Regions from separate parts of the Homo sapiens genome. Here region 2 is linked to region 1. A link is a loop called in an ENCODE intact Hi-C map of the cell type or tissue named here. Cell type or tissue: Panc1. All regions are shown on one strand. Each heading gives the region's core, and the rest is flanking DNA. Links, peaks and the distances in the headings are about the cores only.

What was found. A loop is a pair of places that touch in the nucleus more often than their neighbours do. Peaks named below come from ENCODE experiments on the same cell type or tissue, not always from the same donor. Only the 100,000 strongest peaks of a DNase experiment are listed, where the experiment ranks them.
Region 2: a loop joins it to region 1, with 11 times the contacts of the local background. A loop is called at or near these places in 3 of 110 quality-filtered maps.

Annotation. Positions count from the first base shown.
Region 1 is chr13:94,963,160-94,971,503 of GRCh38, forward strand. No RefSeq gene overlaps it. Among named protein-coding and RNA genes, the nearest start is that of LINC00557, 7.3 kb to the left of the region's middle. RefSeq lists enhancers at 3,051-4,406, 3,103-4,437. In Panc1, for the core only: a CTCF peak has its summit at 5,073 (motif pointing left); no DNase peak of the experiment used is centred there; H3K4me3 peaks cover 1,917 bases; H3K27ac peaks cover 298 bases.
Region 2 is chr13:94,671,042-94,679,385 of GRCh38, forward strand. No RefSeq gene overlaps it. Among named protein-coding and RNA genes, the nearest start is that of LINC00391, 33 kb to the right of the region's middle. In Panc1, for the core only: CTCF peaks have their summits at 4,048 (motif pointing right) and 4,247; a DNase peak (open chromatin) is centred at 4,040.

The DNA of each region.
Region 1 (8,344 bases), core at 218-8,217:
TAGGAAATACTGAAAGCCCTGAAAATATTGACTTTTCACCATAATTTAAATATTCAAGTTCTGGACTTACTAATGACACTTAAAAATCAAAATGACCTGGCAGTTCTCAAACGTTTGCTGTATCTGTATATTCATTTAAGCACATAGTTACTATCTGCTGTGTGCCAGGCACTGTGCCTGGCATGAGTGATAGAGCAATCAGTAACTCAGATGTGTCTCCATGCAGGCTTTATGAAGCTCATTATCTATTCATTATGTCCACTCTGCAGAAATGGTCACTTCTCTCTTTGCATCATGGGTGGCTTTATTTTTTAGTTTTTACTGCCACAATTGTCCCCAAGGCTACAGGGAAGCAAAGTCTTCAAAACTTAACAACAACAACAAAAAAATCTGGCCTCTCGAGGTGAAAAAATTGATGGAAGTATTTGCACTGTTGTCACTGGGTCCAACAGAGCCACCATTTCTTGAGGAAACCCTTTTGGGATTTGTTTCCTTAATGCAAAATGTACTTGAGATGTGACTCAACTTAGCGATGTCCCAGAATAAACTTTCACTTCCAGAGTCAGAGATAAGTACATTTTCCTTCTTCTTCGGGTCATGACAGATTGGCTTGGAAGGAAAGCTTGGGTCACGTCTAGGAAGTAACTGCCAGTCATTTGTGTGTGTGGTTCACTGGAACATTCAGGCTCTTCCAGGGACTGGCTTGTTAATGGCTGAACAAGCTAAATGCCAATCAGGAGAAAACCATTTGTTTTCCATGAATACTTCTACTTCTTGTGATCTAGAGCCTTCCCTCAAATCTCATCTATTTAGGAAGGATTCGAGGACAATGGATTAATAGCATTAATATTTCCCTCTCCACCTCCTGGAGGGCTCACATTTTTCAGGAGAAGATGACATCAGTGTGAAACTTGCCCTTCTTAAGCTTTCAGAAACATGTCTCCTTATTTAAAGATTAGATTATCCTTCTCTACTGTTTTCCATTAGATTTGCTTCTTTTCTCCTTTTTGGAGAAGGCCAGCTCACTATTTTTAAAAGGTGATGGACCATGTCAGGATTTAGAAAGTGAAAGGAAAGAGATTGGTTTGGATTTTCTCAGTCTTTGTCTGCTCTAAAGCTCAATAAACTTCGAATGGTGACTGCAGGTATAAGGGTAGAGGAAGGCTTTTATATCCTTAGAAAACCTACGTTTCAGTTGGATTACAGAGGTAGTCAGAAGATAGGGAAAAAGTTCCAATAGCATTTTGACTACTTTCCATGTCAAAGGATATATATCAGCCGTATTCCATTGCTATGAGAATCAGCATGTTTAAGTATTGATAAAAAAAATTTTAGGGAACACAATACAAGTTATCAAAAAATTGGATGAGTTTGTTGTAATAAAGACAGGACTGTATGTAGTTTATATTCAAGTTTATGGATTCTTCTGAATACTGAATAAATTGTCAAAATGGTACTGAAACTCTATGTGAAAGGCTCAGCCTAAATTCTGTTAATCTGGCTGATACATCTTTCTGTGATTTTAAAAAAAGATTCGGGAGTGGGGAGGGATAGCTTTAGGAGATATACCTAATGCTAAATGACGAGTTAAGGGGTACAGCACACCAGCATGGCACATGTATACATATGTAACTAACCTGCACATTGTGCACATGTACCCTAAAACTTAAAGTATAATAATAATAAAATAAAAATAAATAAATTTAAAAAATAAAAATAAAAAATAAAAAGACTCTAAGCAAAAATTTTAAGCTTATTCCAGCACCATGATAAAGATTCCTTGGGACTCGATTATATTCATTTATTGTGTGGATCCCATGTAACCTGTCTTTACATTTTACAATGTACAATTTACAAAATAACACAGCATACAGAGCACATCTAAAGCAGGTGGTAAAATGGAGATGTGCCACTCTCATTGTGGGTTTATATAACACATAGGAATCTCCTTAGTCTATGCTTAAAATATGAAACTGAGCAAAAGTCATTGGTCAATATTTTTATGAGCATAGATTTCCTCTCCAGTTTCTTTATCAGTAATACATGCGATAAGATCAGAGTAGCCTGTGGCCACTCAATGGTTAACATATTAATTTATTAAAACTTTCCAATTTCAACCAGTTGGGTCGAACTGGAGAAGTTAGGGAATTTGAGGAAGTTGGGGATTTTTTTTTTTTTTTTTGTGGGACGCTGCCAATTACGGAATTGATAAACTTGAATTCACACCCAGTGGTGGAGCTCAGTCACCTTTTTCACAAAGTGAGTTTTCACTCTTTATTTCTGTGTACTTAGCCTAGGGCTCCCTTTCCCTTACCAGAGAGTTTTGCATATCAGAAATGATTGAGAAAAAAATAAAGTTATTATGTGCACTAGGAACTGAAGACAATGCCTGCAGCCAAGGTTAAGGAAAGATTGAATGAGGTATGGTACCATTACTTGTGTATTATGACTACTCTCCAATTTGGAGAAATAAATACTGTGTAATAATCTATTATCAGATAGCCAGTGCTGCCCATCACCCTTTCTTCAGTCCTTTTTATTTGGGTACACAGATGTATCAAGGGAGGATAAATTAATTAACTATGCATAATTACCAAATTCTCTAAACACACGCAGACTTTACACAGTGTCTTTGCTGGACAGTGCAGGTTGTTGGTATAGATGGTAGATAGCCATCATCTAATGTAAATCTATTCACACAGCAGGGTCAAGTGAATTCAAATTCAAATGATGCACCCATAATATGTTCTCTAACGTGAAGCATTGTAAATTTCCTCACTGCAGAATGCAATAATGCCTTCGATATAAGGTATTCATCCCGATTATACTAATCACCATGGTGCATTTAGATATCCAAAGATACTGTATTTTGAGCATATAGGATTTATATAACTTTAAAATTTTGTGATTCGGTATTTTTACTTGGCTAGAGGTATTAATTTGATTAAATGCACACGAAGACTTTCTCCCAATACCCAAAGAAAACTATTTGCATTTTTTAAAATTATCACAGCTTGTTATATAATTACAGCCTCTGGGGCTAGATTTCTTTAACAATGCCCCAGTCTCCTCTCTACTGCTTCTCTAATGACAATACACTTTCCCTTCAAAGTTTCCCAACCTATTGCTTTCTATAACTTACCTCTTCCTGTAAGAAGCAAGTTTGTTAGCTCATTAATACAGAACTTACAGAGAGGGTTCACTACATATCGATCTAATTAAAACGTTTTTGAGTCAGGACAACAATAATAATGGGATTAACTATTGTAATTTGTGCAGCCAAAGTATATACATAAATAGGTAATCTTTATTTTTCTATATTACTGGTGGAAAATGAATTTCAGACATTAGGACCTGGGAGAGTCGGGAGCTACAGCTGCTGAGCTAGTGCCCCTCCCATGGTTCTGGCCAGCAGCCCTGACATCCCTGCACAAAGTAATCACAGATCACAGCATTTAATCACTGAAAACAAGCACTCCAGAGGACAGCGGTGTCAATATCCCACTCTCTCATTATCTGTTTGGATTGCACATCCACACTGTCAGATAAACAGAGTGGAAAATTAAGATTAAAAATATGGTAATTTCATTTCAGGCAGCAGGCACCACTCACTGCCCCTATTATGCTATTGATTACCTCTGAATTCAATTTTTCTTTCAATGCAAACTTTAATCTGTTTGCTACCCAGCAATTCAAGTCCCCAAGGGCTATTTGAGAGTAAGTAACCATTTAATCTGATGCTAACTGAAAAATCACCGTCCTTAATGAATTGTGTAAATCATTCAGCTCTAAAGCACCTTTGACTTCTATTTCATTTTTTATTTTCCACTCAATATAGGAAAGGATCGGCGTGTGAATAATTACAAAGTAGCAAGTATTTTTACATACAGCAAATATGATAAAAACCCTATTATAGTGGGGCATGTGTAATGAACAGTACTTTTTAATTTCAAAATAGCTATTCATTAAAAAAGAATGGGAGATTAAAAAGAGAGGCTCAAAGCTCAAGGTAAAAGTTGATAGACATTGTAATTACATGGTTAATTTCAAAGATTTATATGCTGTTATTTAAAAGGAATTTTTATGACCTGACATTTTCATTTGAGAAGATTTTTTATTTAAAATTAATCTTCGAGCTCCTATTCTTAATTATTTCTTGGCAAGCGATAAATGGTAATACAAAAAAAAATGCCCTATATCAAATTTTAAGCGGAATAAATGCATGCGAATTTTCGAAAAGCAATAAAGTGGTTTTTACTTATTTGAATTGCGTTACATTGAAATCCCCTGTTGGGGGAATTTGTGGGCGAGAGCTGGAAATTATTGGCCCATTTAAGGGAGCAGCAATCTTACTGCAGTGCAGCGTTTATGACACTTGAAAACAGATTGGAGAGTGGGTTTTGCTCGGGCGACTTGATTGTCTTTCAAGTTGGCGTTAAGAGTTTTCAACAGGTCTCCTTCCCTGCCAGCCGGGACCCCGGGGGTCCCTCGGAGCAGGGCGGGTGGGACCGCTCGGCCTCCTTCTCTCGCCCGCACGGGCGCCGCCGCAGACCCGGAGCAGGCACCCGGCGGCCGCCGCGTGGGCTGCAGCTTAGCCTCCTCTGCGGGCGCCCGGCAGGGCTGCGCGGCCGAGACTCGGGGCGCCGGCGCCGGGGCGGCCGGGAGCTCTGTCATTTGGCAACTCCCTGCAGACTGATGACACGGCGCTTTCCATGGTCGAGCCCCACAAAGTGTAGGGCTGCGGGGCGCACCTGGCTGGGCTCCTAATTACCCGGCCTGGGACGCACGGGGCAGCCGCGGAGGGTGGCGCCTGGGGTCGGGCCGGGGTCCCCTTCGCCGCAGTCCCGCCCACCCGCAGCCTCCGAGGGGTCCCGGCCAGGGCGTTCTCCACACGCTCGGCTACCTGCAGGGGTTCGCCACTGCAAGCCGGGCCAGTAGAAGTTTGGGGGCGAAGGCAGAGAGCATTTCCTTCTCGGCTTTTGGCGCCTCCACGCTGCACAGAGGCAGGGGCGACTCTGCAGGCCCCGTTTCCCCCATCCTCCCCTCCACCCCAGTTCCCCGCAGGACGTAGGCGCCGTCCCTAGCTCCCCCTTCTGTCCTCGCCCTAACACCGCAGGGCCTCTCCTGGGGATGTGGGGTCCTGCGTGCTTTTGGGGGCTACAAAAAGTGGGGGCCGTCGCAGAGCAGAGGGAAGCTAGGAGCGGGCAACGAATTGAATCCTGGAGACCCGGGAGGAGCGAGGCTGCTGCCGTCCCCGGGGAAAGGGCGACTTCGGCGGGGATACCCCGTGCCAGGCCCTGCAACTCCCGGGCCCTCGGGAATGGGATGGGGGAGGCGCGGGGTGCGCGCAGCTCCCGGTGATGTTAAGGCGTCCGATGGAGACTTGGGTTATTTGCTTCGCGTATCCTCCCCTGTTCCTCTGCACCGAGCTCCTGGCTGCCGCTGCGGCCGCTGTGTGCCCGAGGGGCGGCTCTGTAACCCGGCTCCAGGCATTTCTTAGGTTTCCCATCCCCGCCCTCCAAGCTCCCGGGAGCGCCTGCTCCGCTGCCCGCAGACAGGCGTCGTTCAAACCTCAGCTCTGCTCGGTCTGCATTCATGGACCCCAGATCTTCACCCTAGGATTTCCATCTCAGCATTTCACGTTCCCGGGGAAAAAGGGAGAGGGAGAATGAGAGATAACCGTGAGCGCCTAAGCAAGGGATTCCTTGCAGCTCCATTACGGGAGATGCCCTTTTGCTCTAACTCCCTGTAACTTAAGAAGAGGCTGCACAAAGCTCTGATCTCGGGGAGGAGTCTTGGGGTGGAAAGTACAAAAGTCAGTTGTGCCGGGCAAAAACTGAAGTTGAAATCTTATCCTGCACCCAGCTCTTGTTTTGAATTTCTGAACTTGAGCTAGTGAGTGTTATTTCAGGTTAAGAATAGTTCTGGGAGGGCGTGGGGTAGTGGGGAGGGTGCAAACTTCTTGCTTGATCCATTTCCACTCTTCAACCTTAAGGACTACCCATTTTAGCTTACAGGATGGTAAGCCCCCAAATCAAAACCCTTTCATTTACTCTATGGATTTCCACTTGCTCAGAGGTGTAACAGCTCTGTAGGCTTGGTTTTATCATTAAAAAAGAAAGAAAGAAATCAACATTAGCAAATACTTATTTCATTCACTAAATATTTATTGAGCACCAGACACCGTGCTAGGCAGAAGCCGGTCACGGTTCAGGCAGTTTTATAAAACATTTTATTTTGTTGGAAGCAATGAATGGCTGCATAACAATACTTAATGTATTTTAAATGCATGCATTACTTCTCCAACTGGCTATAATAGCTTCCCTAGAACTCATCTGAGCTGTCCTGTCAATGACGGTTTAAAGACCGTGAATCCTACAGATTATCAACTACTAGGTACTGTCCAGAAGGTGATCATCCGCCCAGAACTTGGGGCTCTGACCTTTTAAAATACATTCAAAACTATAACCTTTATAGGTCATAATGCTGGAAATGTTGATGCATTCAATGAAGAGCATATTTTGACTACTTTCATTTCTATATTGCCTACATTTTAAAAATTTTTTTATTTGCTTGTTCCAAAATTTCCAAAGGCCACATTCTCAGTGTGGTCCATGAGGCAGCATATTTTTCAATTTTAAAATATTGAATTATGTGCAGACCTCAAAAGAAACAGTAAACGTTTGTTCTGATCTTTGCTTTAAAAACGCCTGGGCCAATTAATTTTTTAGCTGTTGATTTTTAAAGTAACACTTTCACCGAGAAGGAGGTGGAATGTCAAGAAGCTGAGCCCATTAGGTTTGCATTTTCTCAGTCTGAAAATGCATGCAAAACAGCGCATTTGTAAATGCAGACCTGTGACAGTATATGTAAATGGAATATTTAATAAATGCAAAGCCCCTTTAAAATAGTAACCAACAGTCTGACCTGTCAAATGTGACAAAAATACAGGTTTATGTTTATCCCTCTGTCTTCCCTTATGTCCAGTGAGTTGTATTGAAGTCTTATAATTTTGAAGATAGACTATTAGCACAGAAAAACTAAAACAGGCTTCCTACCATTACCCCCTATATTTTCTTGATTTTTTAAAAATTATGTTTTTGTTGTTTAAATGATCATTTCTTCTGGCTTGGAAATTGGGAAATTGGGTGGCAGGAATCAAGGAGCAGGTTATCAGGAATACTAAAACCTTCCACGGAGAGGTTGCTACTCTGGCTTAATTCTTTTAATAGCGGGTGTTTTCTTCCCTCTGTTCCTCAATTACATTTTAAAAACAATCATAGGCAGGAGCATATATAAGACATAAATATCACTTTCCCTTGAGTTTTAAAATCTGACATTGGGAAATAGAGAATGGCATTAAAGAAGCTGTCCCTTCCAGTGTAACTGTTAGAGTTCATTTAGAGGAACGGGCCCAAATGGCTCTCCTGGTGAAACACTTCTGAATCAAAAGCTAGTCTGACTGTCAACCACTTGGACCAGGAATCACTTAGGGTTTCCCTCGGGAAAGGACTATGTTGGTAGCATTGATGGGAAAAGTAGTGACGGGATGGGGGGTGCATATAAGGAGTCCATATGGAGAAGCTGAGGAGCTCTGTGGAGGAAATCCCATGTATCAAAGCTACTAAGAGCTGAGGAGAGCAGTGGTTATGCACTGGAAACATGTACTGAAAATTAAATGAAGAATCTGTTCAGTGTTAGTTTAGATGAGGGAGTTCTCTTGACCTTTGACAAGGAGATAGGAAAATCCAGGAGAAGTACATGAAAAAAATGTTTAAGATATGGGTATAAATTATACAAATGCTGGACATAAAGGGTAGGGAAGAGAAAAGAGATCAGGTATTGGGAGTCATTTATTCATGCATTTGTTCTGCAAATGTTTATTGAGCACCTACTAGCTCTAGCCACTGATCAAACCTTGGGAATGAAGACCGTTCCTGAATGGAGTTACATTGCATTTATTAAAATTAATGCCTCTCATTGGTTGCTACTGCTAGAGAAGAGAAAGAGTAATTCATAATTTACTAGGTGCTGACTCAATGCTTTCCTTTAGGACTGCAGTGTCCCTCTGGCCAATGGAATCAGAGATTCCAAATGGCATTTTGTCCATTGAGTCATTCAAATTCAGTTCCCAAAGGTGGTCCAAACTCACCAACTTTCACATAGTTGAGAGGAAAATTAATATTTTCAAGGACCTACCCCTAGGCTGGGGGTATTTGAAATGTTAGTCCACTTAATCCACAAAATGATACCCATGAGGCCGTCATGCTTACTTTATTACAGATGAGGAAACTGCTCTCCCAGCATGAGACTCCATCCAGCTAATGTGTAAAGTTACCTTACA
Region 2 (8,344 bases), core at 62-8,061, 290 kb before region 1:
AGTGCAGTGACTCCATCTCGGCTCACTGCAACCTCCACCTCCCGGGTTCAAGCAATTCTCATGCCTCAGCCTCCTGAGTAGCTGGGATTACAGGCATGCGCCACCACACCCAGCTACTTTCTGTATAGTAGAGATGGGTTTTCGCTATGTTGGCCAGGCTGGTCTCAAACTCCTGACCTCAGGTGATCCACCCACCTTGGCCTCCCAAAGTGCTGGGATTACAGGCATGAGCCTACTGTGCCTGGCCACCAAATATTTTTTTTTAGTGGAAATATGCCCCAAATATTGCAAATTTATACCAAAAAAAATCATTGTTTATCTACCCCGCCTCACTCATCACCTGGCTGCTGCAGGTTCATTCTTCAGGTGACTTACATGTTGCTTCCTCAAAGAGGTCTCTCTGAAGACCCCATCTAAAGTAGGTAATTCTATTATTCTTCAGCGCACCCTATTCTTTTCCTGCATCTCACTCACATCAATTTATAAGTATATTTTCATTTTGGCACTGATTACGTACTCAATGTATATTTGTTCATTGATGTACAACTCATCCATTATTTGTGGAGGAATGAATGAATGAAGAAAGGAAAGTCTTACTGAGAAAAATTCCATGTTTAACTTTCCAGCTAAGGTACTTGCTGGGATAGCTAGTGATTTAAACAGATTTACAAAGAAAAATGGAATTCCTTAGGAAGTTAGTGAAATTTTCACAGAATATGTTGAGAGTAGTGTTGTAGTGCTTTAGGTCATGCAGTATGTAATCATGTGTTTGTAAGAATTATATATTAATCATAGTTTTGTCTAATTTAAATGATTTTGCTAATATATCTGCTGTTTAGTTCTAGGTAGAATTCTGAATAGAAAGTTTAATAATTAGCTCCAATTCACTTTTAAAAATGGTCCAGTTGAAACAACCAGCATTTCTATTTATTAATTGAAGAGTGAGCTACAAATAATTTCTCCCATATAAATCCACCTAGTTCATGACAAAATGTCTTATCATAACATGCAGCAATTTTCTGAAAAGAAATAGTTGTAATATTTTATAAAGAATGCTAGGCAGGGTGCCGTGGCTCATGCCTGTAATCCCAGCACTTTGGGAGGCCAAGGAGGGGAAATCGCTTGAGCTCAGGAGTTCAGCACCAGTTGAGGCAACATAGGGAGATCTCATCTCTATAAAAAATTAAAAATTAGCTGGATATGCTGTTGCACACCTGTAGTTCCAGCTACTTGGGAGGCTGAGGTGGGAGGATTGCTTGAACCCAGGAAGTTGAGGCTGCAGGTTGTACTGAGGTTGTACCACTGCTCTCCAGCCTGGGCAACAGTGTCTCAAAAAGCCCCAAAAGAATGCTAGACTCTTTCTCAGCTATAAAGAACTAAGCAACCAAAATGGATAATACTTTTAGAGAAAATAATAACTTGAGAATCATGTATATACAAAAACGAAGATTTTTTTCATATTGCTTATAGCTCTAGCAATATGAGTAGTTTCTAGTTGAGAATCCAGTATCAAATTCTGACTGATTTGTGGGGCAGGGACATGTTCTACTTAAGTGATCCATTACTAAATGTTGGATCACAGTCGTTGCTCTAAGAACAATTTCAGAACAGTCAGATATGAAATAAAGAGGATGATTGTACAACAGTTTAGATGGGATATTGGCATGAGTTTACTAGAGAATGGTTCAGTTTCACCTCTTTTTAGCTTTGCAACTATGTGACTAGAGTTATAATCCAGATATTATTAAACAGTTGTAATAGTACATACTTTCCCCTTTTTTTATAATGTCAAAACCAATTGTCAGATAAATAACACTCTCAAATCTAGTCCATTTTTACGGAATAATGGCCTTGTCATTGATTCTACTCTATTTTATAGCATTTAATTAAAACCACAAGCTTATACAGTGAGAGGTAGAAATGTATGTATCTAAAAAGTCTCAACACACCTTTACTTCAATTCTCTTGTTTTTAGCTATCAGCCTGTATTTAATCTAATACTTTAAGGGAATATTAGTAAAGAAAAATTGTTGAAACATGTCATATAATAATTGCTGAAGTTATTTTTTACTATTCTCTATAGTTTTTTTTTTTTTTTTTTTTTTGAGACAGAGTCTCGCTCTGTCGCCCAGGCTGGAGTGCAGTGGCTCGATCTCGGCTCACTGCAAGCTCCGCCTCCCGGGTTCACGCCATTCTCCTGCCTCAGCCTCCTGAGTAGCTGGGACTTCAGGCACCCACCACCAGGCCCGGCTAATTTTTTGTATTTTTTAGTAGAGACGGGGTTTCACCGTGTTAGCCAGGATGGTCTCGATCTCCTGACCTCATGATCCACCTGCCCCGGCCTCTCAAAGTGCTGGGATTACAGGCATGAGCCATCGCGCCTGGCCTATAGTTTTTATTTATATATATGTAACAGAAGATGGTACTTACACTTGGCAGTAGGTACAGCAACATATACTGTTAAGATTAGATTATGTTCAGGCCACAATCTGCAGTTTATATGCAAAATCCCAAACCTGTTCTTTTATTTTCCATTATAATGCTTTAAATGTGGCACAAAGGCAATATTTTTCCAAATATTCATACCAAAAGCAAATCACAGTAAAATGCAGTGATAGTATGGCTTTTATTCACTGGCAATCTGATTCAAAATTCCAAAACAAACTCGAAAAAAAGTGCATTTGCTTACTTAGCAAAAGTTGCCTAATTTCTTGAATATTGCTTTCTTCCCATTTTATAAAAACAATTTTGGAGCCTTTAGGGTCTTTTAGCTAATCGTAAAATGATCTCTGGACAGAAAAAATTCAACCGCAAATAGAGGCAAAAAAAAATCTTCAAAACAACACGTTCATCTTCACATTTTTTAAGTAGACAGTTTGGCTTTTTATAAAATAACCTCAAAGCAAATTATCAAACCTTGTGAGGTGTGCTGGAAGGCATGACTGTGGTCTGCCCCTCCCAGACACACTGACGGGTGGCCTGGCATCTCAGGAACGCTGACAAGGCCTGGCCTGACAGTTTCTGAGTTTGTGTCTTTGTCATGACAATAAGCCACATTTTGCACAAGTTCTAAGTAGCAGAAGATAAATGGGAGCCTGCCTTCAGCAGTTGTGGGCAACCTGAAAGACATGTCCTTTGAACTTCGCTTTGTAACTTTTAACATCCATTGTTTTTTTTTTAGTTAGTATGTCCAAGGGTAAAATTAGGTAAAACACTTGACAGAGCTTGTCCAAGGAAGTTGAGTACCATTGACTTAAGTATTTTTTTAAAAAAATCAATAGCTGAGATATCTGCTTGTGTCAGATGTAAGAAACTCAGAGGAAGTGTGTGTGTGTGTGTGTGTGTGTGTGAGAGAGAGAGAGAGAGAAAGGAGAGAGAGAGGGATGAGAGAGAGAGAGAGAGATCAACTTTTTATATGTACCCATCTACATTTAGCAGATAAGTAATTGGAGATAATTCTTGAATCTCATGGGAAGGATGCATTTTCTTTGCAAACTGTCAAATAAATTTAATGTGACTGGTGATATTGTTTTTGCTGAAATGGAATGACTACTTGCAACATGAATACGTGCTGTCTTCTCTGTTTTAACTTAATTTTTTTATTAGCAGTACATTCACACAGTTCAAAAATAAACAAGCAATATATGACATATAATGAAGTCTTGTTTCTGTTTCTCTCCACTCTATTCCCAACCCCTCTTCCATGCCTCTTTTATTTTCTTCCAGAGTTTTGAAGGTTTTCTTTATATTTCAAAATACCCTATCAGCATTTTTGAAAATACACATGGGTGAAAAGAAATTTGAAAGAAATTGTTAGTAATACAAAGTGAATTTCCTGATTCACAATGTATTTGACTAGCTCTAGTATTTTTACTCTGAAGTTAGGATTCTTTATTAAAATATTTAAAATTATAAGCATGTTTGTGTGAGCTTAAAAGAATTATTTTTCAAGGAAAAGTGAAATGAATAAAGTAGGGGTGGTTTTGCTTGGAAAGTTTTGAAGTGGGATTTCCTCACTAGGTGGCGCTCCTGTGCCTAGAGGTCACAAAGAGAGTTGCCCCGCTATCTGCAGGTGCACAGTTCACCAATTAGCACGCTGCTACTGTGGAGACCTCCAGCATCACACAGAGAGCAAGGCCTCCATATTTTCTCCTCTCTAAAGAATGGTTGTTCCAGTCATATTTCTGGTCTGTGCTATATATGCCCTTCCAAGGGGAGGGAAATTATTACAGTTACCTCTTTAGTCTGGAAGGTACGTTATGCAAGGTATCCAGGCAAGAAAGGGCAACTGTTATTTTGACCTGGAGGGAAAAACCTTGGGAAAATTGAACTTTTTAAATAAAGACGTTATCTATAGCACATGAGTGATTTAGAAGATGCCCTTATCTTTTCTCTGAAGACCTTAGTGTCCATCCAATAGCAAAAAGCTTTTAAACATGCTTTGGTTGTATTATCTTTCTTAGGCAATAACATGGCCTCTCATCTGATTCTCACAACCCTCATGTGCCAAGTAGACCATTACAGGTGTGCAATAAATAATAATCAACACAGGCCTGCCTTTACATTTGGCCGCTCAGCCCTGTCAAAAAGTCAAGAAGATAAAAAATTTTAAACCAAAATAGAGGAAGGTTAGAAATATGCTAATTTTTATTTGATATATTTGATCTTGCAACACTTAATTTTTCATGCACCAATTGTAGGTGAGACATTTATTGCACACCTACTCTATGCCTGGCACTAAGCTGTTTGACATGGATGCAACGATGCATTAGACTAAATTTGTGTTTCAAGCCTGATGGGAAAAGGAACTTCCATTCAGAATTCTCTTAAACTCCCATCCTTATTGAAGAAATTACTCCAACTCAGCTCCATGTGTTTTTATATACCATGTTTCTCTATTTTCTTTCATCTGCATCAATATTTTCCTCAACTTTAACACTTTTAGGGCAACTTTGAACTCAGATTACTTCCTTCAGTAACATACTATATTAATAATTTGTAATTCATAAGTGTTTATATGTCACCTTAACCTGAAGACAACCTCAAGTCATGTGAATGTGAGTTCACTGGCTCCAAATGAATCTGAGTTTTTAAAAATGATGTCTTCTGGGTGTCTTGCACACATAGTGTGACCTCAGATCTCATTGACTGAAATACTGTTTTAATGTTTTACTGGGAGAAACAAAGAAAAGCCTGTTGCAGAGGACCCTTTGGGAAAGATGATATAAGCAGGTTGGAGAGCATCAGCTAGTTCTTGGGGACTCCTCAGATGACAGCTGTGCAGTAGGGACATTGACAACATGAGAAGACCTCTAGCTGGTGCCCAGGGGTGTGGTAACTGTAGATGTGATTGTTTGTACCTCTGGCTTCCAGAGACAATGCCAATGCACACGTGGCCCAGATTCCTGTTTCCCGGTGGGGGAAAATGTGTTTTAAGACCAAAAACAAAAATGAAAAAAAAGGAAAGGAAAATGAAAAAAAATCCAGCATCTCCAACCACTGGATGTTGCTTTCTTATGAAGTCTGTTTCCTGACAGCTCTTCCCCAGCAAGTGGGAGGAAAGTGGAGAAAGGAGGCATTCTGTACACAAATGACCCTAAGGAAGATTCTTACTCCCATGATCAGAGCACATGAGATTATGGGTGCCTGATCTCAGGATGCCATGGGAACCAGGAGAGCACTTAACTCCTGCAGGATCTTAGAGATGCAGGGATACAGTGAGTTGAAGTGCACTATAAGGTCCAAGGCCCTTGAAGTGAAATGCACTCTTGGCTAGCACAGAGAAGGGAAGACACTTGCTGGTTTGGTTTTGTTCTTTATCCATTAAGTCCTCCTCAGTTTGAGGTACCTATATCTAATCAGAACCAAAAGACAAAAGAGAATCATGACAGCCGTCTGATGCTTCTCCATCCTGGTGTTGTGTGCCTTACTCCAATGTGGGTCTAACATAAATGCAAAGAGGGCAGAGGTACACATTTCTGAATTTAAAAGGAAATGGTAACTTAGTAACACAATTGTGTCCACTTTCCCTTTAACCTCTCTACTATTCTACAGCTGTGCACAAGGGTTTTCTCCATTGTATTCCATAGTCCTTAGGAGTGTAGAGTATTGCAATCTTTCCCTACAAATGATTTTCCCCAGCACTTCTTCTTTAACTATATTTCTTTGGGATTGGCTAAATTCAACTGAGTATGCATTCACCAAATAATTCCCTTCATAATATAGCATTCCAATTGCCCATATCAGTTGTCCCAAATAAAAAGAATCACAATGGACATATTACAACAGTTATTTTCTTTGGCTATCAAACCCCAAACATCATATAACCAGATCACATCATAATTGTAATTTATTGGGATGGTTGTCAGGGTGTGGTAGTGGTGATTATAATGAGAGGGAGATATAAAGATGTATCTGATCTCAAGACACAGTTTAGTAGGCAGAAAACACAAGTACTTCAAAAACTAAATAATGACAGACCGTGGTAAAGAACACTGAGTATTCTGGGAGCTCTAAGGAGGACACAGTTGCCCAGAGAAAAAGCCTCACAAAAGGCGGAAGGACTTCACGTGGGCCTCAAGGAATACACACAAATCTCAGTAGACCTGGAGAAACCATTCCACGTGGGTGAATGGTGTGGTTAGACTGGTTTTCGTGGAGTCTACAAAAACTGTGGGGAAATAGTGGGCAGTAAGCTGGAAATGTGGATTGAGGCCAGATAGTGGAAGGAAACTAAGGCGCTTGGACTTTATCCTGGTGGTAATGAAGAGATAATGAAGATTTTTAATTAAGGGTTTGGCATGATTAAATGGTGTTTTAGGGAGATTACTGTGGCAGCAGTGAATTGGAGGGGGAGAAACAAGTAAGCGATTAGTTAGGATGCTATTATAATCATCCAGGCTTGAAGCAGCAGGGGTCTGGAGGCAATGGGAATAGAAAGGAAGGGTGGGGTGTGAGAGATAGTGCAAAGGAATGCCCAGCAAGCCCTGGGGACTCATGGCTATGCAGGACAAAAGAAAAGAAGGCAGCAGAGAGAGTTGGTGCGACAGGCAGTGAGGGGAATCAGGAGAAGGCCAGTTAGGGGGAAAAGGGGAGATTGGAGCTGAGAGCTAGCTGGGCTTTGGGATGACTACTAGACATCCAAGTTCAAATATCCAGCAGGTGGGTAGAGATGCAAGACCAAGGCTTTGGAGAATGGCCAGGCACGAGACCTAGACCTCTCTCTTCTCTAAGTCAATCTGACCTCTTTCCAGAGAAAGAATTGAAATTCAGTGGCTAAGCAATTAGAATACAATGTGTGTATTTTAGAATATGTCCTTACATATCAACAGGAAGGAAGAATCCAGGTCATTCTTTGAATATTTTTAACTTCTGGAGAATGATTTTTTAATGAATCACCCAAATATATCAGGTGAATGTTTTTTAAAGCCAAATTTCCCAGATAATATTCCCAAATATTTAAATTTCTTACTTGAGGGAGGCTCAGCCTTAGTGTCTAATGGAGTTCGATTACAGAGTCATTTCCATGTTGAATATGGTGGAGATGGCGCCATCTCCACAGAGCTCTGTGACTGCTGTGCGACTCCAGATGAATGGTACAAGAGCCCTCCTAATCCTTGTAGGCCCTCTGCCTAATTCCCTCACGCAAATTAAAGAGAAGAGAGGTTTCCAGATTTCATTTATCAGGAAAGTGCATTCTTCTAGCGGAAGGAATCAGCAAGAAGAGGCTCACACGTCTTTAGTGTCTGCTGAATAATCAGTGGCTCATGGCCACTTGGAATCCCACCAGACTAAATGCGAACTGGCACTTCCCTTCAAAAAGTGGAATGTTATGGATCAAAATGTGACCCAGTGAAAATAAAACAGCTTTGGACTTAAATAATAATTAATTAATTAATAAAACAGAAAGCACCCTTGGGTGTACAGATTTAGCTGCCAAAAACCTCCCTACATGACTCAGACTTAGTGGACATTGTTTGAATTCTGCTATGAAATTCAAGAAACCAGACAGATCGGTGAAATGAGCTAGTATCTGAACATCAAGGGAAAAACTTTTTTTTGAAACCTGAAAACCAAATGCTGGTAAATGGTTTGCCTCCAAACCCAGAAGAAAGATTATTCCTCTTAATTCACATACGCCTTTCAGTAATGCTTGTACTTACATGAGACTTACAAGTGGGTATTTGGAACTCCATGGTGTTTTAAATGTGGAGGTCATCTATGAAGTTAGGAGCTCCACAGTCCTTTCAATGTGGGAGTTTCAAGAGCAGGATCTACATCTGCCATGGAAATTGTAACCACCATGTCTGATTATCATCTGGCCACAAGTGTCTTAAAATTCTGT